Regions from separate parts of the Mus musculus genome. Here region 1 is linked to region 2. Evidence: chromatin loops called from intact Hi-C (ENCODE). Cell type or tissue: gastrocnemius. All regions are shown on one strand. Each heading gives the region's core, and the rest is flanking DNA. Links, peaks and the distances in the headings are about the cores only. Region 1 overlaps Zfp592 (zinc finger protein 592). Region 2 overlaps Wdr73 (WD repeat domain 73).

Region 1 (11,386 bases), core at 1,807-9,806, 150 kb before region 2:
GTTGTCAAATGTATATGTATCTATTTTTCCAAACCCCCCCAAAAAAAGTTTTTTAAATTACCTGGTGTTGAATGTACAATGGTATACAGGACAGAAGTTCCTCAGCCTAGGGCAAGGCAAAATGTGGGAATTCTAAGGTGGGCCACAACACAACCATTAAATTTTTAAAACCCAGACTGTTTACATAAGAGGCAAATTCTTTACAACAATTAGTCCACGGAAATTCAGCATATCATTTTACAGAGACAAAGCAGTTAGAGAGTAAATACTAGTCATTTGTCAAGCCTCAGGGTATCCAGATGGGTAGCTTCTAGAGGGTAGCAGATCTAAGCTAGCTTGGTCAGGAGAGCATCCGCTGCAGGGGAAGTATCTGTTACAGCAAGCATCCTCGGATGACCGACAGTGTACTAAAACACTGTCCTGAGCAATCAGGAGATACTGACTCGAAGGGAACCGTGTGTTCCCCAGACATTAGGTAACCTCTTCTAAAGAGTGCTCCAGAAATGATGGCTCTTCATATGGAAAGTAAACCCCAGTGAGAGACGACATCAGGGACACCGCATGTGCAAACGCAGGGCCCTCCTTGGGGTGACAAGGCACTGGAGGATCTGACATTAAGGGGCACCCTGCCTTTTTTGGGAACTAGAAGGGTGGGCTTTGGATGGCTCCACACTGCTGACAGGCTGGCTGCAGCCAGAGCAGCCCTGTCACTAAGGCAGCACAGGTTTGACTCAGCACCGTCATCACAGGTAGCCCAATATGTCTGTCATTTAACCTAAGGCTGGTTTTTTGCCTCTGTAAAATAGAAGGGTAGCTGAGATCCTTGTGATGATGAAGTGAAAGTCTCTGGTAAGAGTTAAACAAGATGCTGGACCTGAGGAGGGCTGGGAATGCGATCTTCATCATCACTGCATAATGGATAAGCAAACGGGCCCCGTTCCTAACTGAACCCCACATCCAGTGAGATGAGCTCCACCTCACTGTGTCTACAAGTGCAGAAGCCCCTAGCCACATGGTAGCCTGGAACCTAGAGCGCTTGCGCACTCATGACCTCAGGAAAGTCTTGAAGTAGCTGGATGAGGATTCCTACCTCTGCTGAGAGAGGAGCCCATGAGGATGAGGGTGCTAGGGACTGGCTGAGGGCAGCACAGGTTTCCCACAGCAGGTCCTATTCTACTATTCCAAGAGGCTGGATCTGATATGAGGACAGTGGCTCCACCCTTAGTTTCTCCACCTTCTTTGTTCTCCAGCTCCCATGGTTTCTGAGTGGGAAGAAATGCAGCCATACAGCTCAAAGCCCTCCTTAAGAACCTGCTCTCATGAACGATCTGGGGTACAATGTTGGGTAATCTCCCACATGGGGGAGATTAGCATGAGGTGAAGGACTGACGGGATCTGAAGAGAAAGCAGGGTATGTGAAGGAACTGGGAAAGGGGCAGTGGCTGGCTTGGGACCCGCTCAGTAGGGCTTGCTTCCCTTCACTGTCAGCTGGGGAAGCAGAGAAGTGGAGGCCTTGCCAGAAAGAATGCTCATTAAAATGGTGTGTACAGCAGAGCCTCTCTGGAACCGAGGCAAGCACTAACTTTTCCCACTGCCACTAGCTTTTCACTAAAAATTTGGCATTTGATAGAGCAAGGAAAAAAAAAGTCTTCAGTTGTGAAAAGGTCATGCATATTTATCCAACTTGATTCCTAATTGGTATTCATGCCTCCCTTGAAAGATCAAGCCTAGGAACTCAGCCAGCACCCCTTCCCTGTGCTACAGGACCTAGCCCGAGCCTGTTGGGTCCAAGAACACCTTCCCACAACTTGTCCCAGTCTCATCTAATCCCATTTCTACCAAGTCTGGATTTGCTGTGGCAATAGCAGTCTCTGAATGTTGTATGAATGTCACAGAATTCCTTCTCCTCGTTCCTCACCAAGAATCTCTTGGGTTGAAAACCCTTCGATGGAAAGATGTCCAGAGAATATCAATAGACCTTAAGGCTAATGCTGCCAGGCCAGTCCTTGGAGGTGGCTCTTGACCAGTACTGACACCCCACCACACCACCCTGCTCCTTTAGAACTCTCCAGAGAACCAAGATGTATAGGACTCCTGCTTTCCCAAGCACAAGCCCCAGAACCTAGAGCTCCCGTGGGCAGCAGGAAATGCTGTTTTGCTTCAGATGGGGCAGTCAGGGCTGTCTGGGAAGAGTCTCAGGTGGAGCAGGGAAGGGCTAGCTCACCAGAAGAGGAATACAAGAGCCTACCTGCATGGTAAGATTTTTTTTTATTGAAATATAGTCTGAGCAACAAGAGTGTAGCCGAGAGGAGGAGCTGGCCTTCCTGAGGCAGCAGCAGCTCTAATGGCACAGGAACAAAAATACAAATACCCCAATATCTGTGTGCCACACACCCCACCTGTCAGGGATTGCAGGACAGCAGCAGAAGGAAAACCCACCACAGCCCCAAAGAGGATCTGGCTCTTGGCACCTGCCTGCCTTGGCCATACTTCGTGCTTCTCTCAGGTCGAAACAGGAGTGTACTGCCATTTTTCCCACCCACAGAGACATGATCAGAGTGACAGGTGAAGTCCTCAGGATGATTCTGGGAAAAAGAATCAGAGAAAGAAGACAGGAAGGAAAGGGTGAACAAGGGACCTCACCAAGCCAAGCTGGGCAGAGTTCCCAGAGGAATGGCCAGCACCCTTCATTTCCCTCCTTCTTGGGCTCTGAAGGCAGGAAGGAGAACTCTGCGGTGTCTCCCGATGAACACTGCAGGTAGGAAGCCCAGAGCACAGCTACTGAGGGGTTGCACACTGAGCTGACACACAGCACTGGGGCTGTACTACCTAAGTAGCCTGGGGCTGGAAGGACATGGATGAGAATTGGGGTATCAATAAGCAGCATTAAGCCATAAATAACAGAAGCAAATTCAGAGCTGTGAAGAATTCTGGGTGACCCCACATTTTGGGGGGCTGGGAGATATCCAGAACCCACAGCTCAGAATAGACACTGCTCCAGAGCACAGTGGCCACACAAACACTGCGACAGAGCTCTTTATTTCCCACGGTCTGCACAGCAGCTGGAGGGTACCACAGCCCGACTGATGGCTACAAAGCCTCTGGTCACACCTGAGGAGATAGTGCATGGCTGTTCTGGTCCTGAGAGGCCTGTGGTTGATTCTGAGGGTCTTGGGCACTGTCTTCATCCAGAGCCAGACCTTGCTGACCTCCTAGGTCAGTAACCAAAGGCTCACTGGCACATTCTTCCAGTCCATTCTCTTTCGTCTCCATGGCTACCTCCTCTCCAGAGCATGCCTCGGAGTCTGGGGCTTCCACCTTCACCTCCACAATGTCTTCTCCCCCCTCTTCCTGGTCTCTCACTTTGTGGACTATGAACAGGTGGCGGTTGAGGGAGCTGGTAGATGTGTAGCACAAGCCACAGAGAAGACACTGGGCTGTGGAGCTGTCCACCTGGTGCTGAGGTATGTGGCTCTGGAACTCAAGTTCCGAGTCTGTGGCGAAGGTGCACTTTGCACACTGAAACAGGGACTTGTGCCTTTTGGTGGAGGAAACAGTCGCACCATTGCTAGTGCCTGGAGCGTCTGCCATTCTGCTGACAGGTCTTTTCAGATGGTTCACCTGGAAGACAAGTGTGAGCAGAGATGAAGCCAAGCTCACATGCACTTTCTGCTCATCAAGTGCCAGGAACTCAGGCGGAGGTCAGAAGACAACTTTTGGGGAGTCATTTTTTCTCCCTCCTCTGTAGGTTCTAGGGACAGAAGTATTCGCTTTCTTTCATGTGTAAGTGTTTTACCTGCGTGTATGCATGTATACCATGTGCATGCTTGGTGCCTGAGAAGGTCAAAAGAGAGTACTGGATTCTCTAGAACTGCACTTGTGGGTAGTTCTGAACCACCATGTGGGTGCTAGGAATCTAATCGGGTCCTTTCACAGCCACAGGACGAGTTCTTAACTGCTGGGGCAGTTCTCTGGCCCCAATCCTTCCCTTTCAGTGTTCTGTACTCACGCTTAACAGAAAGGTAAAAGGAGTCTCCCCTAACCTACTCCTCAGGTCTGTTCAGAATGGATCACCTGCTAAGCTTAGTCTTTGTCAGCTGGGTCACCTGGGTAGAGGGAAAATGCCTCCTTCAGGCTGACCTACAGATAAGTCTGCAGGGCGTTTTCTTAGACTGACCTTAGATTAGATTTCATTAGACTTGACATGGAAGGTCCCAGCTCACTGTGGGTGGTGTTAACCCTGTGCAGGTGTTCTGAACTATCTAATAAAGCAAGCTTACTAAGATCTAGAAAGCCAGCCAGTAAGCAGTGCTCCTCAGGTTCCTGCCTTCAATTTTGGCCCTGATCTCCCTCCATGACGGACTATAAACTGTAAGCTGCAATAAAGTCTCTCCTCTCCAAATTGTTTTTGCCCAAAGTCTTTATCACACCAATAAGAGAATAAACTAGGAATCCTGGGTTTTATAATTCCTCCAAGAAACATCTCATGCATGCTTAGATACAAGAAGAAGGCTGTGAACTGACTGCACGTCATTGCTTTTGTGCACGTCTCTCATCCTACACTCATACTTGATAGCGTACTGGAACCCATCCCCATGTGAGCAAACACTGAGGCTTCTTTCTGCCCTGGCAGCAGCACACTGACCTACTGTAGGCTGACAGCGTCCTCCAGCAGATACCCAAGTTTCTCTTTGTCACTGAACACACCGCTATGCCTAATGCCCAAAGCTCTCTAATCGAAAAGTCCTAGGGCAGAACTGCTGTGTTGAAGGGCATGCCTGTTCTCATGTATTGGTGCTGAGAAAAAAGAAAAAAGGGAAGAAAGAAAGAAAGAAAGAAAGAAAGAAAGAAAGAAAGAAAGAAAGAAAGGAAGAAAGAAAGAAAAAGAAAGAAGGAAAGAAACTGACATTCTACCTACTCTGTGTGCAAAGGCTTCTACTAGCTAGCACCATTTCCTGAATGGCCAAAAAGTTTCAAGACAGCCCATGGCCTCCAGGTAGCTCTAACCTCCTGAGTCCTTCTCAGAGCACTTGGCCCTGTGCCATGATGGGGGGAGAATCTGCAGCACAGGGCACCAGGCTGCTCTAGAAGCTGACTGGAGTCAGGAAAGGAGCATGCAACAGGAATGAGGAAGAAAGCAGTGACTGGCCAGCTAGCCGAGCAGAGAGGGGTCGAGACTGGATTCTTTCCACAGCTACTGCCACAGAGAAGTAATAATCCTTCCTTGACAGGGCAGCTCTGCCTGCTGCCTGCCTGCTTGCCTGCTGCCTGCCTGCCTGCCTGCCTGTTGTCTGCCTGCCTGCCTGCCTGCCTGCTGCCTGCTTGTGTGCTGCCTGCCTGCCTGCCTGCTGCCTGCTTGCCTGCTGCCTGCCTGCCTGCCTGCTGCCTGCTTGCCTGCTGCCTGCCTGCCTGCCTGCCTGTTGTCTGCCTGCTGTCTGTCTGCCTGCCTGCCTGCCTGCCTGAGTGGATTTTAAGGAAGCAGAAGTCAGGTTACAGCAGCAAAAGATTTTCCTATAGATCTTTGCTTGTTTCCTTCTTATGTTCAGGGCTCTAATGGGACACACAAAAACTAGTGACCACATTAGATGTTACTCTGCTTTCTCCATGGTCACAATCACTACTGGGTTCATGAAGCCCTTCTAATGCTTTTCCAGTCCCAGGCCTCCCTGGGCAGCCAGTTCACAGCAGTGATTCCACACTCACCTGAGGGGAAGGTCCACCTGGATGTCTGACTTTGGACGTCTGGCTCAAATCAGGGTTTCTGATACCGTGCATAAGGCTAATGTGGCTCTCCAGGAGGGAGGGCCGAGGAAAGCTGGGGCTATCCTCGGTGCAGTACCTGCAAGAGCACGTTTGAAGAGGTAGGTGAAACCCCAGGTTCCCCAAGTGTTCCTCACAAATACCAGGACTGATAGCTACGTGAGCAGATAGACCTGCTAATCAAACCAGCAAAGATGGATAAGGGAGCAGATACCAGCAGGTCAGAAAGCTTGTACAGTTTACACTGGCCCTCATCCTAACACAACCCAGAGGGCCCAGTGCTAGGCCAGAGCACTGTCATGTGTCACAGTCTCTACTCTCAGACACTAGGCCCCAGTGAGAAAATCCAGGGCTGGAAATTAAGAGGAGAGAATCAAGAGCTGCCAGGCCTGGAAGATGGCTCCTGGTTTGCCTGACTTCTCACTTAGCTGGTGTTTTCCTCTTGCTTTAGGCCCCTGATCTCATAGCACAGAAGAGCCCCGATGATGCCACAGGCAAAGCTTTCGGAACTTCAGGCTTTTCCCCTCCCCTTTCCAGACTCACCCACAAGTGTAGACCTTCTTTACTGTGTCATGGTTGTTGCGAATGTGTTTGCGCAGGCTGCTAGGGTTGTGAAAGGACTGTTCACACTGCCGGCATGGGTACCGCTTCAGCGTCTAAGGGAAGAAAAAACAAGTCCCAAAGCATCAGAATCCTAAGTTTGTTCTAGATGGTATGGTCAGATAGAACACCCTCAAGTCCTTAAGAGCTATAGTACCCAGCCTGCCCACAGCACAAGGAACCTGAGAGGTTAGCCACATAAGAGGATCCTAGCCCAAGAATCCCAGTGCTACACAGTGGCATGTGGCCACACTTACCCGACCGTGGCTCTTTTTCATGTGAGACACGTAGCTCTCTCGATCAGGAACCCACTCTTGGCACTCCTGACAGGTCCAACCAGTGCTCCTCATCCGGGGCCTTGCTTCAGCCCTGCGGTGAGCTTCTGGCCGGCCCCAACGGCCAGCAGTCAGGGAGCTGCCTCTAGCGGCTACATTTGTAGCTGGGGGCTCGGCAGGAGCTCGAGAGCCAGGGCGGTTAGAAGATGTGTCTGTTGAAGACTGGAGGCTTGACAGCTCCTCCACGTTCCGGGGAACACCATGGGTATTCTGGGGATTGGGAGAGAGATTACTGACAAGGCAAGGGAAAAGATGCCCAGAGTTACACCCCTGGCCCGAGGCACATCACTTCTTCCCAAAGTACCTCACCTTGACATGCTGCATTAACTCTGGTTTCTGCAGAAACAGCAGTGGGCACTCAGGGCACTTGAAAACACCCGCCTGTGTCTTGCTGACATTCTGGTAAAAATGTTGTTGAATGTGCCTCTTCTTATTGAAGACCATTTCACAGGAGCACTTATAAATTAGCCTGACAAAACAAGCCCCGGAGGTGTGAGGTAACCGGGGCTCTGCTGGCAGAGTCAAACAGCCCCTCTCCCCCGTCTCTGCTCTCTCTGAACCAGAGTGAGGTTTGAGGATCCACTAGCCTGAGCCAGTGTTCATCTTTTCCTGCCTTGGGATGTCCTCAGGAGACTCCACACATCTCTCCATAGCATCAGCTCCCCAGCCCATCCTTGTACCACCCTTACAGCATCCAGGCCACCCTCTCTGCCCCACAGGACCTAGTGGTCCTGCAGCTGCACTCACTGGGAGGGTTTGTGGGGCTGGGTGGGGTGCTGGGTGGTACTGTGGTCCATCGTACTACTGGCAGTCTTGAAGGCCATGGGGCAGAATGCACATTTGTGGAAGACCTGGCAGTGTCGCTCCTGGATGTGGCTTTTCAGCAAGGCCAAAGTCAGGTGGATGACACCACAGTGAATGCACCTGGACAACAAAAATGGGGGTGCGTTAGACTCAAGCTGAAGAGGGATGGCAGTCAAGAAGAGAGTCACCTCAGGGCTCTTCTCCCTCATTCCAGCCTATAGGTTGCAGCCTCTGCACATACATCCTAATATTGTGTTTGCTACTATCTGCACAAAGCCAAGGCACAAGACTCCTAGAGCCCAAGGTCATACCTGGCAGAGAAGGACAGATAACAATCCTCAGCCCTCCCCAGATTGGCCACCCTAGGAACCAAAATTCTGAGCCTCGGAGAGAAGCTGATAGGAACAGAGAGGAAGGAGAATGCTATCAACTGGAAGGGTGACAATACAGAAGTACAAGGAGGAATTTCAAAGGGAAGTTGTAGAAAGCTGTTCCCTTCCCGTGGGCTACCACTAAGAAATTAGGGGTAGCTCACTAACTAGTGCACAACAGGGGTGTGACACCCACCGCAGTACCCATTGCATTCAGTCAACTTCGAGAGACCAGGAAGTACTCTCAACAGCACTGGGAACTGCTGTGAGCAAGAACTGCTCTGTAGCAGTAATGTAAGGACAGTTGGGTCTGCATACAAATGGGGCTCCTCTATACAGGTATGGGGTGGGGGTATTTATTTATCCATTCATTCATTCATTCATTCATTTATTCATTCATTCATTTAGTGTTTTTTGAGGCAGGGTTTCTCTGTGTAGCTCTAGATGTAGAAGCTGTTAAATTTTAAATTAATGAAATTATATTACAAATTCAGTTCCATGCCATCAAGAGGACTCAGCAGGTCTGGGTTCTTGCTGCCAACTCTTGACCTGAGTTCGATTTTCAGAACTCAAATGGCAGGAAACTACCAACTCCCAAAAGTTGTGCACAGGGCTCCACACACACACCATGCATGCAGGCACATAGACACAAAGTAAAATCAGTGTCTGACACAGGGAAGTATCTTCATCCTATAGCCACACTTTAAAACAGATAGAAGACAGTCTTATAATTTTATGTTGTGGAAATATACATTTTTTTTTTTTTTTTCGAGACAGGGTTTCTCTGTATAGCCCTGGCTGTCCTGGAACTCACTTTGTAGACCAGGCTGGCCTCGAACTCAGAAATCCGCCTGCCTCTGCCTCCCGAGTGCTGGGATTAAAGGCGTGCGCCACCACGCCCGGCTGGAAATATACATTTTTAAAAGAAATACATGTATATTATTCAATTTTTTCTATTATCAGTAATAGTGTATTCTTGCTTTCTTATGACACCATTAACCACATTCCATTTTTTTTTTTTAAAAGGACAGATTGTTTTAAAATTCTAAAACATCTGTGGAGGAGAGGGCCGAAAGATTGGGCCATGGCTCGAGAGCGCTTCAGAGCTTGGGCTGCTTTCCTGAGGACTGGGTTTGATTCCCAGCCCCACCCATGTGATGGCAAACCACCATCCAGAGACCCTCCCCAGTCTCTGTGGATACCAGGCATACACATGGTTCATAAACATACATACACATGGTTCATAAACATACATGATAAACAAAGTTTAAAAATAATAAAACTAAATCTTAAAAGAGATTTATTTGAAAAGTAGGGAAGGGTGCTATGAAATGCCATCTTCTGAGCAAGACACAGCCACTGCCATCAAGAACTCACAGCATCAGACACTGACCGTTGGGTCTGCATACAAATGGGCTCCTCTATACAGGTATGGGGTGGGGCATGCCCCTCATTGCTGAACTATTTGTTACTAAGAAATTCAGGGAGAAATTCATTGCCTTCAGCTGGGTACTGGTGATTTTATCAGACAGAATCAATGGACAGTTAGTTCCACTCCAATGCTCACACAGATGACCCTGGTTAAACCCTGGTCATAGGGTGAAACCAAGTCATGTGACTCTGGAAAAGATATGTGGAAGGATGGGATATAGAGGCTGAGAGAAACAGGAGGAAAAGCCAGGTGGGAATGATGCACACCTTTAGTCCTAACACTTAGGCAGAGGCAGGCAGATCTCTGAGTTTGAGGCCAGCCTCGTTTACAGAGTGAGTTTCAGAAAGAAAAGGAAAGAGAAGAGAAGAGAAGAGAAGAGAAGAGAAGAGAAGAGAAGAGAAGAGAAGAGAAGAGAAGAGAAGGAAAGGAAAGGAAAAAGGAAAAAAAGGAAAGGAAAGGAAAGGAAAATGAGAGAGAGAAATTCGAGGAAAGGGAGGATTAATTAAAACACATATGTACACATATGAAATTATCAAAAAGAATAAAATAATCAAAATTTCAATTTCTTAAAGCATATATATGTACATTTACATAAAATGTAATTATATGATACATATATACAATATATATAATTTTTTAAGCATTGTCCTTTTTAAAAAATCAGAAAGAATAAGAATACAAACTAATACTATAAAACTGTAACAGCATTCAGTAAAATGGAGCATAGTTATCTTTTTACAAATTGTTAAATAGCATTGCACCAAAAGAATGGGAAGAAATATCTACAAAGCATGTATCTAATAAGAAACTTAGTAACAAATGTTGGCAAAGACAGATAAAAACTTCACACTCCCAGTTAGGAATTAAAATGGTACAGTTGCTTTGGAAAATAGTCTGTCAGGCCTCATAAAGTTAAGCAGAGTTAGGATTTGGCTTTTGTATTTACTCCAATGTGTTCACTTAAAAAAGAGGACATAGCCAGCCAGGCGTGTAGCACTCAGAAACCTAAGGTGAAAAGAGTGTAAGCTTGCAGCTGGGAACCCCTGGGTGCCATTGAGACTCTCTAGAACTAACAATTCAAAGACAGCCTGAGAGGCTTCTCTGTAGGAGAATACTTGACTAGCACTTGGGGCCTTGGGTTCAATCTGTAGAATTTAGGGAGGAAAAGATTAAAATAAAGTATCTTGGCACTGAGCGTGGTTGCACACACCTTTAGTCCCAGCATTTGAGAGGCAGAGTCAGTCAGACACAGGCAGATCTTTTTTAGTTTAAGGCCAGCCTGGTCCACATAGCAAGTTTCAGGCCAGCCAGAGCTATATAACAAGATCTTGTCTCAAAACAACAAAAACCCAAGATGTAGGAAAACAAACAAACAAACAAACGACACAGCTCCCTAAATGTTTTGCTATTGAATGAGTTGCTATCAGTCTGGATTTGATCTTAGAATTGGCTGTATGAACTCAAGTCAAAGTTTAAAAGGTTCTGGAATCTTTTATTTTATTTTGCTTTAAAAAATGGATTTCTGTGTTGTTATTGTTTGTTTGTTCACTTGTTTGCTTTTTTGAGACAGGGTTTCTGTGTAGCCCCAGCCATCCTGGGATTCACTCTGTAGACCAGGCTGGCTTGGAACCGCCAGAGATCCACCTGCCCCTGCCTCCTGAGTGATGGGATTAAAGGTGTGCGCTACCACTACCCAGCAAGGATTTTATTTTTAATTATGTATATATGTATATGTCTGTGTATGGATTTGTTCATATAAGTTCAATAGAGGCCAGAAGAGGGAGTTGGCTCTCCAGAAGCTAAAGTTAGATATAGGTGTTGTTAGTTGTCCAATATGAACTCTCCTCTCTGCAAGAGGAGCTTGTGCCCTTACCTGCTGAGCCATCTCAGAGGGCCACGATTCAGTTCCCAAGACCCACATGGTAGAATTGATTCCTGCAAGTTTTCTATAGGCACACTGGCATGTACTCTTCCTCACAAATAAACCAATTACTATTTTTAATCCAAAACACTGATGAGTGTGAGGCAACAGGCTACACACAGATAGCCTGGTTTCCAGTCGAGGTTTGATCTTGAACCCCGGG
Region 2 (11,386 bases), core at 1,269-9,268:
AGAACTTTGTTATCAGCAGCAAGTGATTCTTCTCTGCATGTGTGGGACTGGGTGGACCTCCAGGCCTCCTGATGACACAGCAGCTGCCCTCATGGGCCTCTGAGAAGAGGAGTTGTTTGAGAGGCTGACATGGACTGTGAGTGAACACAGCTCTACCACAGCCGTTGGCTTCAGGCAAGCTAGCCTGCCCTTCTTGTCCCTTTTTCTTACCTGTAAAATGAAGGTGTAGTAGGTACCACCTAGTGCTGTGGGGAGCATCACAAGAAAATTACCTGAGAACAGTTGGTAGGGCGCACGGCATAACATGGCTGGAAGCGACCATTGCCTCTAGGAGCCCTGCGTCTCCAGGTGTATAGCAGCAGGCTGTGTTCCTGTCTTCACAGCATCATGGTGAGAATCAGGAGAGCTGGAGTGTGAATGTGGGTGTGAACTTTCTCACAGAAGGAATCGATGTCTCAGGGCCAATAAACATCAAAAAGAATACAAGTAAGAAGCAATTAGCAATTTACTTAGTTTTTGTACACAAGACTGGACTGGACTGAGCCTACTGTTCTGAGTTATGCCCCAACTGCTTTCTTTTACTTCTTCCTATTTTGTGTGTGTGTGTGTGTGTGTGTGTGTGTGTGTGTGTGTGTGTGTGTGTGTTCGTGTTCATTACTTGCACGAGGGTGCACGTGCTTGGGTGTGCACACTCATGAGTATAGGCACCAAGAAGTGCTGGGAAGGTGGAGTCATCCCGAGGCCTCTGCTTTGCTAAAGGATGCACCTTGCTTTCCTCGTGCACACGTGACCTCTGCATGCTGACTGGAGTAAGCTCTGTCTTCCACTCTGGTGGATAAGGGTCCCTTCCTTATGACCTTGTTTAGCCTTAGTTCCTAGACCCCTCTCCAAATCTAGTCTCTCGGGGTAGGGACTTCAGTGTATGAATTTGCAAGGGGTACACACTTCTGTCCACAGCACTTAAAAATAATGGGGGGATAAGAAAAGTCTAACAGCTTTTTTTATAATAAATTTTTTTAAGATGTATTTATTTTGTGTGTATGAGTACACTGTAGCTGTACAGATGGTTGTGTGCCATCGTGTGGTTGCTGGGAATTGAATTTAGGACCTCTGTTCGCTCCAGTCAGCCCCGCTCACTCTGGCCCAAAGATTTATTATTATTATAAGTTAAGTACACTGTAGCTGTCTTCAGACACACCAGAAGAGGGAGTCAGATCTCATTACGGATGGTTGTGAGCCACCATGTGGTTGCTAGGATTTGAACTCACGACCTCTGGAAGAGCAGTCGGTGTTCTTAACCTCTGAGACATCTCTCCAGCCCCCATTGTTCACTTTTTTTTTTTTTTTTTTCCTTTTTGGTTTTTCAAGACAGGGTTTCTCTGTGTAGCCCTGGCTGTCCTGGAACTCACTCTGTAGACCAGGCTGGCCTCGAACTCAGAAATCCGCCTGCTTCTGCCTCCCGGGTGCTTCACAACAGGATCACGTTCAGAGTTTGGGAAGCATCCTCTGTCATCCTCGCCCCCCCGCCCCGAAGCTCACCCCGCGGCTCCCTCTACTCTGTTCAGTGGTGACACACTGATAGCTTGAAGTTGGCCTTGGTGGGAGGATTTACATCTCAGAAGCTGGCAGATATTACAAAGCAGATATCCGGGTTACAGCAGCCCAGCTGCACGCTAGTATTTCACTGGGAAAGCTGAGTAATTTAGAAGTCGGTTGTGAATGTAGAAGGTGCTTTGCTGAACTGTATCAGCCAGGGCCCGACCAGGAAGTGCAGACGCACACCCGCACACCCACGGGGTGACTGAGCTGCAGTTTGGGGCTGCAGAGGAAGTGAAGGAAGGGAAGCTTGCTAAGGTAGGTTCACAGCTGCAGGAAGTCGGGGCCAGAGGCCTCCAGGTAAGAACTGCAGGTGTCTTGTCTGACCAGAGCCCAGTTCCTAGGCCCAGAGAAAAGAGGGCCAACTGCTACAGAAAGTAGAGTGACAGGAGATCGGGATGGGCTCAGAGATTCACAGAGGCGACACAGACTTCCCTTCAGATGAGCTATGTGAGGAAAAGCCACCGATGGTGGTGGTGGGGAAAGCATTAGCTGAAGGAGAACACCAGGACTATGTGGGCCTTAAAGACTGTGAGAGCCTTCCCTTCAAGTCCCTGGACAGTGGAGTTAGGACACTGTCTGTAGCTGGCTCTGTTTCGTTTTCTTTTTTAGTTCTACATCTTGTGACCTAGCCTAGCCAGGTCTGTGTGCTGGGAGTCAGGAGAGCACAGGCAAAAACAAGCTAGAATTCAGTGCATTGTTCCCTCCCTCACTCCTCCCTCCCACCCCCAGGCTAGGGAAAGGGGCGGGGCTAGGCATGCTTACAGCGGCTGGTGGGAGGGAGACTGTTAGGCTCTGTCCCAGAGAGAGGGAGAGGGGCTGGGTTTGGAGGCAGCTGTGGAAACAGTGATGCTGTAGGCTCCATCTGTCTCACTTAGCCATTCCTGAATGCCATGCCGCACCAGCCTAGGTGTTATAACGAGATGCTGAACTGTATCCATAGGGCCTCCATTAGAGAAGGGGCGCATGGCCTGCAGCATGGGCCCAGTCACACACGGGCCTGGAGAGAGTAGGCTCGCACAGGGAAGGTGACAGTTGAGTTGTATCCTGTGTTCGGGCAGAAGGGACATCATTGTTAAGGACAGAGCCCCTACCCTAGGAGTAAATGGGAATACAACTGAGAAAGCGGGCTTGGGGTCTGTCAGTGAGGCATGCAGGGGCATGGAGGGTGGTCCTAGATTGTGCTAGGCAGCAGGAAGAGTGAGCACGCAGACACAGATGCACTTAACACACAGAGCCGAACACAGCTGGTCAGACACATGGCTGTCCTTGGACAAAATGGATGGCAGGAAACGAACCAACCCAGAGGACAGATTGTGCGGGTGCCTGCCTGGACCGGACTGTACCTACAGCAGGCAAAGTCCCAGGGACTCAGCAAGGACACTGAGGTCAGGGCTACAAGAGGGGGGATGGGAATGATTGTCTAATAGATGAGGAATCTTAGGCTTGGAGCTGGAAAGGTGACTCAGAGGCTAAGAGCTCCTGGTGCTCTTGGAGAGGACCCGGCACCCACACCTGTCTGTACCTCACTCCAGAGGGATCCACCGCCCTCTTCTGCCCTCTGCAGGCACCTGTGTGCACACATACACATAAATAATTTTTTAAAAATCTTTAAAAGGCATTCTAAAATAAATCTATGCCACTTTTGTTTTCTGCCCTTGGAAGAAACAAAAATTCTAACTTAATTTCTGGAATATTCCTTTTAAAAATGATCTCCGGGGCTGGAGAGATGGCTCAGCGGTTAAGAGCACTGACTGCTCTTCCGAAGGTCCTGAGTTCAAATCCCAGCAACCACATAGTGGCTCACAACCATCCGTAATGAGATCTGGCGCCCTCTTCTGGAGTGTCTGAAGACAGCTACAGTGTACTTATATACATACAATAAATAAATAAATCTTTTTTAAAAAATGATCTCCAATGACAGGTGTTCTGAAGTCTCGAAGGCTGCAAATAGCCATCCATTGAAAGTACTGGACTGGAAAGAGAAAACTGAATAGAGCCAGGTCTCCGAGGAAGCCAGATGCTCTATAGACAGTGCTGCTGTCGGCCCCTGCTAAGCAATGTGTAGAGCACCATGTCCCAGGAGTGTGCAGGTTAGGTGTGAAGCTTTCTAAAGTGCTCTCAGAGGCCAGGCCTGGTGGCCTAGCCCTCCATCCCAGCAGGTGGACACCTCTGTGTGGTCTACACACTGAGTGCTGGGCCAGTCAGGGCTACAGAGTAAAGTTCCTGTCTCAAAATACAAAGTAGCATGAAGACATTTTGTAACCCAATTATTTATCATTTATTTATATGATGTGTGTGTGTGTTTTATATGTGCACAGGCTGAAGCATGCCTGTGGAGATCAGAGGGCACAGGGCACCTTGGGTACTGGTCCCCGTCTTCCACTGTGTTTGAGGCAGGCTCTCTTCTGGTTCACTGCTGTATACTCAGGCCGCCTGGCCCTTGAGCTTCTGGGATTCTCCCATCTGCTCCCACCAAGCCAAAGGTGCAAGGATTACAGATGCACACACTGTGCCTGGGGGGCAAACTCAGGGCCACATGTTTGCCAGAAGCTCTCCTCCCTCTGAGCCATCTCCCCAGCTCTTTAGAAAGTGTGTGTGTGTGTGTGTGTGTGTGTGTGTGTGTGTGTGTGTGCGCGCGCGCACGTGCAGTCACATGTGAATTGCCTTGTCATAGGGCACATAAGGAGGTCAGAGGGCACCGAGGTAGCAGTCCTCACCTTCTGCCTTACCTGAGACAGGCGTTCTCTGTTCTTTTCTCACTGTGTACACCTGGCTCCGTGGCCCAGTGTTTTACCCACTGAGCCATCTCCCCAGCCCTAAATTCTTAAACTCAAAGAACTTCTGGAATACTCAAGCAACAAAGCCCAACAAAATGGTGTTTTCAACAGACAAGTTTCATCTGCGAGGGCTCTTCCTGCTCTGTGTCCGTGCTGTTATTAGAAAGAGACAAGAAGGCATGATGGTGCACGCCTTTAATCCCAACACTTGGGAGGCAGAGGCAGGCAGATTTCTGAGTTTGAGGCCAGCCTGGTCTACAGAATGAATTCCAGGACAGCCAGAGTTACACAGAGAAACCCTGTCTCAAACAAACAAACAAACAAACAGAAACAGACAAGAAGACACCTTTGCTATGGAGTAAAGAAAACCCCTTCGAATAAATAGTCTTTGTGAGCCACCCTGCTCTTGTAGTTGGTGGAGAGCTTGGTTGCGCTGTATTTCAGGATAGGAGGTAAATATTTCCCCAGAACCTATCCCCCTGACTAGCAACTCAGGGTCCCTAATTCTGCCCTTGGGGCTGTGTCTCTTACTGTTCCAAGCACTCTGGAGAGGAGAGCTTACCCCGATCTTCTCCGCTACCCAAAGGTTGGGACCCAGCCTCTGGGTCCCTGAAGTCTCCTCTGACCCTTTGTTTCCATACCATTCACCCTTTGGTGCTGCTCCCTAGGAGTCCCCTGTGGCAGAGAAGGCTTCCTAGCACCTCTAAAGCATCAAAGATGTCAGCAAGCACCCAGGAAGACTCATCGGGAGGGTCTTAGCCTCAAAGGTGCTTGCTTCTGGCTTCGCAGCAGTTGGGCTGCAGGCTTTTGAATCAGTAGTGATGCTGTTCCCGGGTCCATGGTGCTAAAACTTGTAGCAAGCCCGCTCTAGCCCAGTTCCCTCTGCAGTTCTGATGGCAGGTGGGGCTTTTCTTGGATATAAGGCTCACTGAAATGTCCCAGAACCCCTTGGTTTCTGCAGCCCTTGTGTGTTCCTTCTCCCTTCTGATTCTCCCAGCCCTGGCACTCCTCCCGATTCAAGGCTGTGCGGCTTTTTCTATGCCAGTGTTACACACAAGCCAGTCGTTTAGAAAGAGAGAACTTCAACTGAGGAAAATGCCCCCACCAGACTGGCCTGTGGGCAAGCCTGTAGGCATTTTTTAGTTGATGATAGAAACCATAAGGCAAAAAAGGCCTTGGCTGTTCTCAACTGATACCAGACCAGGCTCTGCCCTTAACCAGCTGCTGGTAACTCTCCCTGACAGATGTGATGTAGCCCTTACCTTTAATTCCAGTACTTGGGAGGCAGAGGCCAGCCAAGTATAGAGAGAGTTTCAGGACAGCCAGAGCTACACACAGAAAATAATAATAATAATAATAATAAATTATGGTCTGGAGAGATGTCTCAGAGGTTAAGAGCACTGGCTGCTCTTCCAGAGGTCCTGAGTTCAATTCCCAGCAACCACATGGTGGCTCCGTATAATGAGATCTGGTGCCCTCTTCTGGCCTGCAGACATACATGCAGGCAGAATGCTCTATACATAGTAAATAAATCTTTAAAAAGAAAAAAAAAAAAAAAGGTAATTCATCCAGTGGGACTCAGGGGCCACAGTGCTCAGGTCTTCCCTGCTGCAGAGGAGAGAGTGGTAGACCTGTGATTAGCATAAATCAGGACCTCTGCTCAAGAAACAGGGGCTGGAGAGATAGTTCAGCACTGTTGCTCTTAAGGAGCACGAGGGGTCGATTGCCAGCACCCACATGGTGGTTCACAACCATGCTTAATACCTCCAGTTCCAAAGATCCTGACACTCTCTTCAGGCATCTTTGTCCACTAAGGCATGCACAGCCTGTAAGCAAAACACATGTGCACTTTTTTAAAAAATATTTTTAAAATATTTTTTAAAGAAAGTAGCGTGGGTAGGAAGGGAAGGGAAAGATCCTCTTCACTGCTGAATGGTATTTGACTTTCTGTTTCTTTTGAAGTAGGACTGAGGAAAGGAATGAATTTTTAAATCTTAACATAGAAATGTTTAAGGATTGGAGAGATAGATCAGCAGTGAACACTGTGTGCTGTCCTGGAACTCACTCTGTAGACCAGGCTGGCCTCGAACTCAGAAATCCGCCAGCCTCTGCCTCCCAAGTGCTGGGATTAAAGGCGTGCACCACCACTGCCCGGCTAGTCTAGTCTTGGCTCCCTGCAGAGACCAGCCCTCAGAACATCTAAAGCTGTACACTCTCCAGTCAGTCTGCTTGAGGACACCAAGCTTCCGCTATCCAGACTGTAGGATAAGCAAATTCATTTGAAAGGAGCAGCAAAGTGCAGCACAGCTCGGGTGGCCCAGGGCGTGTTTCACTCCTCCACATCAAGAAGCCAGAAAGATGAGTGAGTTCAGAGGCAGGCTCTGCCCTTCAAGCTTTGGCAAGTCTCATGCCAGAGCCACAGCCTCCTGTCTGGATCCTGTCTTGATGCTGCTATCTGCCAGATCTGGACCTCCTGGGGAAGGACCATTTGGAACTGTTCTGAAGGAAGCAACTGTAGTATCGTCTCTTTAGAATTCTTTGGTTTTAGCCACTAGCATCATTGGTTTAGCACAGCATCTGCTGGAGTGTGTGGGCCTGGAAGGATCCTGATGCCTCTTGCTACTGCAACCCTGTGAATTCCATTAGATCACAGGGTCAGAGGCAAGGGCCCTGCTGTCTGCCCTGCTAACTGCCTGGTGCCCATGCAGTGTGGCAATCTCTGGAGAAACGGCTCCAGAAGGCTGCTAAAAGGAGCTTGAAGCTGTGTTTGCCTTGCAATTCACTATTCACTCAGGGTTGAGAAAACCCAAGTTACCCATGTGGCACAATGCGGCAGAGGGTAGGTTCACGCAGCTCATACATGTGAGCCAATAACCAGCCAATCCTCCCTCACTGTTCAAATAACTATGGGGTCTTAAAATAAAGTCTGGTCTGAGTCTGAGCTCTTACAGGGCAGCAGTATTTGGAGGGGTTTGAGGTTCCTCCAGTCCCCACCACAGCAGGTCACTGTTCTTAAGCTCCCCCAAGAGACGACTTCAAACTGGTCATGGCAATACAGCATGCACAAAGAATTCAATTTTAGCAAGGAAGAATTAGAGCCAAGCAGCAATGGTCTCAATCTTGATAGGCACAGGGCTTAAATTTCTCCTCCCTTCTCTGTAATCCCTCTCCTATGCCTTCCACCAGGGTAAGAACGTCCAAAACAAAACAAACAACAACAACAAAAACATTCTTTTTTCCTTTTCTTTTCTTTTTCTTTTCTCATTTTTCTTTTCTCTTTCTTTTTTTTTTTTCATGTCTTTAAGGTGTTTATTGTAGAAAGGCAGAGGGAGGGAGAAGAGTAGGGAAGTAGAGGTGGGCCACGGCCACATTGGAGGTGGGGGGGGAGAAGAGCAAGGGAGCAAGAGAGTAAGAGAACAAGAGCTTTTTTGATACTATTATTTTGTATGGACATTTTGTCTGCATGTGAATACGTGTGTGTGTGTGTGTGTGTGTGTGTGTGTGTGTGTGTGTGTGTATGCCTAGTGCCATGAGTCACCTGGAACTGGAGTCACAGATAATCTGTTTTGAAGCAACCATATTGGTACTGAGAACTGAACCCAGGTCTAGGGGAGCAGCCAGTGTTACCAACACTGAGCGATTTCTCTGCCCACTGCCCCCTCCCCCCCCCCCATTCTTTTTGGAAGCCTATTTTACCCAGAACTTAGTCAAGAAAATGAATAAGATGGGAGAATGTAGGGCTAAAGAGATGGCTCAGAGTGGTTAATGGCAGTTGCTGCTCTTGCAGAGGACCAAAGTTCAGTTCCTGACCCTGGCTCTAGGTTTGGCCACGTCCACCCGGCGGGGCGGGGACAATCCGGAGCCTCTTTCCCCTCCAGCACTCTACATCCTCAGGTGACACTCAACCCTGAGCCAGGATCAATTGGACAGCCCAAAGCCAAAGAATCCAGGAGGCGGAGAGGTAAGCGCCAGGACTCAGCAAATACTACATTTCCCAAAGGCCCCTACAACCAGACTGACAGCAGCGTTAACCAATAAAATATAAGGGCACCTATTTTGTTTCATGAGACTCATTGTTGAGGGGCGGCACCTTCGTGCAGCTTTGCAACAGGAAGGTGCAGGGGAAGGGGGGCTGGTCCTAAGAGCTGTAGGGGACCTCGCCACCAGGGGCGCTGAGCACCAGGGGCCGGTTCAGAGTGTCATTCGTGGCAGTGGGCTGAGGTGTTTATCCTTACCTAGAGAATAACCAGGATGGAGTTCAACGTCCAGTTGACATTTTCTACCACTTAATGTAACATGCCTGGTACCCGTCATGCAAAGCTGCAACACACAGCCCACTTCCCTATTTTCTGCACGCCTGGTTCTAAGAGAACCCTTGACACCAACTCATCAGCAACCAACTGTGGGGCATCTACATGGGGCAAGGGCTGGAAAGGAAAAGCACACTCCAGCTTGAGTACAGCCGGGCAGAGAGAGAACCTTTCCAAAACGCTGCTCTCAACAACCCAGTTTCCTGCACAGCAGTGTCATCACACACAAATAAGTGCCAAATAAGTGTGTGTTCAAAGTCAATGTGTTGGAATCCTGCAGAGAGATGGGAGAGCCCTGATGGGATAAGGTGTGGCTTCAAGGAAAGGGGGCAGGAAGGCACTTAGCACTTAGTTTTGTTTTGTTTTGTTTGTTTGTTTGTTTGGTTGGTTGGTTTTTGTTTTGTTTTTTGTTTTTTGTTTTGTTTTGTTTTGTTTTCTTGTTTTTTTGAGACAGGGTTTCCTCTGTACAGTCCTGGAACTCACTTTGTAGACCAGGCTGGCCTTGAACTCAGAAATCCGCCTGCCTCTGCCTCCCAAGTGCTGGGATTAAAGACGTGCGCCACCACGCCCACCATTTATCTGAGTTTTTAAGGTAGGTACCTTATTCCAGCACTCAGAAAGAGGCAGGAGAATGTGCAGTTCTGGTCAGCCTGGCTACACAGTAAGACCTTGCCCTAAAAATAAAAACTATTGTATGTGTTTTGATTTTGGGCATTAAGAACCAAACCCAGGGCTCCACACATTAACCACATGATCTGTTACTGGGCTCTATTCCTGGCCCCTGGTCGCTACTTACCAGGTGAAAATTCCAGAACTCAAGATAGTTAAACTGTGACTGCTTACAGGAAGAGCAACCCATGGAGAGGTGAGGACAGGACAAGATGACAGGAGGGACCAGCGATGAGACTGGGCTTTGAAAAGTTCTTCTGATCTTCAGGAGTTATGAGACGGCTTAAGTGGAAACCCAGGCCAACACACAGCAATTAGCTTCCAAACCAGCCCAGGAGTTTCACAGTTGCCTTAGGGACTAAGGCCTAGCCCAGAAGGGCATTTGGGCAGTTGACAGAGCGCTTCTCCTTTGACAGGGTTCACAGCAAGCTGTGGAGGAATGACTGGGCAAACTGTCCCCTGCAGTGAGCCCTTTCCCTCAGTAGCCTTTCTCCCACAGCAGCTTCAAGCAGATGTTCAACTCAGAGTTGAGACTTCAAGGTGTGAGCAGTAGAGAGAAACCCAAGGACAAGCAGGCCCCAGGGTGACAGCCTTTGTTCAGGTTACCAAAGGACTCCAGACCTAGGCTACAAGGGGCTCGGGTAGGGAATGTGGAAAACCAAAGGGAATTCATCTCTGTCTCAACTCCTCTCCTTCATTCACAAAATCATACACTCATTTCTTCCATGGCTTTGGGGTAATTTTATCAGAAGTGCAAAAGTGAAAGATGCATATTTTGGACTGGAGAGTTGGCTCAGCAGTTAAGCGCACAGGCTGCTCTTCTAGAGGTCCTGAGTTCAATTCCCAGCAGCCACATGGTGGCTCACAACCATCTGTAATGGGGTCCAATGCCCTCTTCTGGCACGCATGAAGACAGCTACAGTGTATTCATATACAATAAATAAATAAATAAATAAATAAATAAATAAATAAATAAATAAAATTAAATAAATAAATAAATAAGAAAGACAGACAGGAAGAAAGAAAGAAAGAAAGAAAGAAAGAAAGAAAGAAAGAAAGAAAGAAAGAGAGAAAGATGTATATTTTACCCAAAGATCTGAAAAGGTCTACTTAAGGGACATCCATGTAAAGATCTCCCCAACCACGTGAGAGAGTGGGTTGAACAAGGCAGCTGCGCTATGGAGCTGGTTAGAGGGTAGCGATTACCCCTCCCCACCCTCTCTACCCCCTCCAGCCCCTCCCAGCCCCAGTCAGGGGTAAAGGGCCAGGAAAAATGATGGTTGTTAACTTGCAAGGACTAATCAGTTATTGCCAATCCTGCTAGCTAGAAAAAGATTTAAATCTAGCTAATGTACCACTTTTTACTATCCATTCCTTTCATCCCTGTTCTTCTTAGTGTCTTGTGCTTTGCTTTGGCTTTTGAAACTTAAACATTTTACATGGTGGGTAGAGAATGTGTACAGTGGTGCACACGCGGAGGTCAGAGGACGACATCTGGGAGCTGGCTTTCTTCTCTCACTATATGGGACCAAGGGACTGAGCTGAGGTTGTCTGCCTGAGCTCACAGAGATCCACTGACCTCTACCTTCCACATGCTGGCATTAAAGGCATGCACTACCACAGCCTGGCCACCATGTCCTTTCTTACAGCTTTAATAACAAATTGGAATGCCCAGTGTAAGAGGCTGAGACAGGAGATCTACAAATCTGAGGCCAGCCTGGGCTATACTCCTAGACTTTGCCTCATATAAAAAAAAGCAAAAATAAAAATTTAAAAGAAACTAGTACAATGTAGCTAAGTGCCCACAGGATGAGCAGGTGCTAATGATGGACCTGCCACACACCCCAGGTCTCCAGTCTGTCCCTAGAGTGAGGCTGCTTACTTACCTCGGAGTTGTCACTGAGAGAGAGGACAGTAAGAGCATAGCTTTGTACCTTTCGCTCACACTAGAAGCTACTATGGCATTGGGAACCATAAATGTAGAATTCCATAGAATTCCATGGAGAGGCCGCCTCACTATGACTTGACTCA

The links. A loop is a pair of places that touch in the nucleus more often than their neighbours do. Peaks named below come from ENCODE experiments on the same cell type or tissue, not always from the same donor. Only the 100,000 strongest peaks of a DNase experiment are listed, where the experiment ranks them.
Region 1: a loop joins it to region 2, with 2.1 times the contacts of the local background. A loop is called at or near these places in 3 of 42 quality-filtered maps.

The regions. Positions count from the first base shown.
Region 1 is chr7:81,033,583-81,044,968 of GRCm38, reverse strand. It overlaps Zfp592 (zinc finger protein 592), which reads right to left. Exons shown (of 10, transcript NM_178707.4): 5 at 7,443-7,619; 6 at 7,005-7,164; 7 at 6,618-6,905; 8 at 6,304-6,416; 9 at 5,704-5,839; 10 at 1-3,621. The coding sequence ends at 3,106. Among named protein-coding and RNA genes, the nearest start is that of Alpk3, 18 kb to the left of the region's middle. In gastrocnemius, for the core only: no CTCF peak of the experiment used is centred there; a DNase peak (open chromatin) is centred at 5,039.
Region 2 is chr7:80,880,363-80,891,748 of GRCm38, reverse strand. Wdr73 (WD repeat domain 73) reads left to right here. Exons shown (of 8, transcript NM_028026.2): 8 at 1-1,026. The coding sequence ends at 72. Among named protein-coding and RNA genes, the nearest start is that of Gm32112, 7.3 kb to the left of the region's middle. In gastrocnemius, for the core only: CTCF peaks have their summits at 3,436 (motif pointing left), 5,865 (motif pointing left) and 8,544; DNase peaks (open chromatin) are centred at 2,397, 2,918 and 8,447; H3K4me3 peaks cover 451 bases; H3K27ac peaks cover 1,513 bases.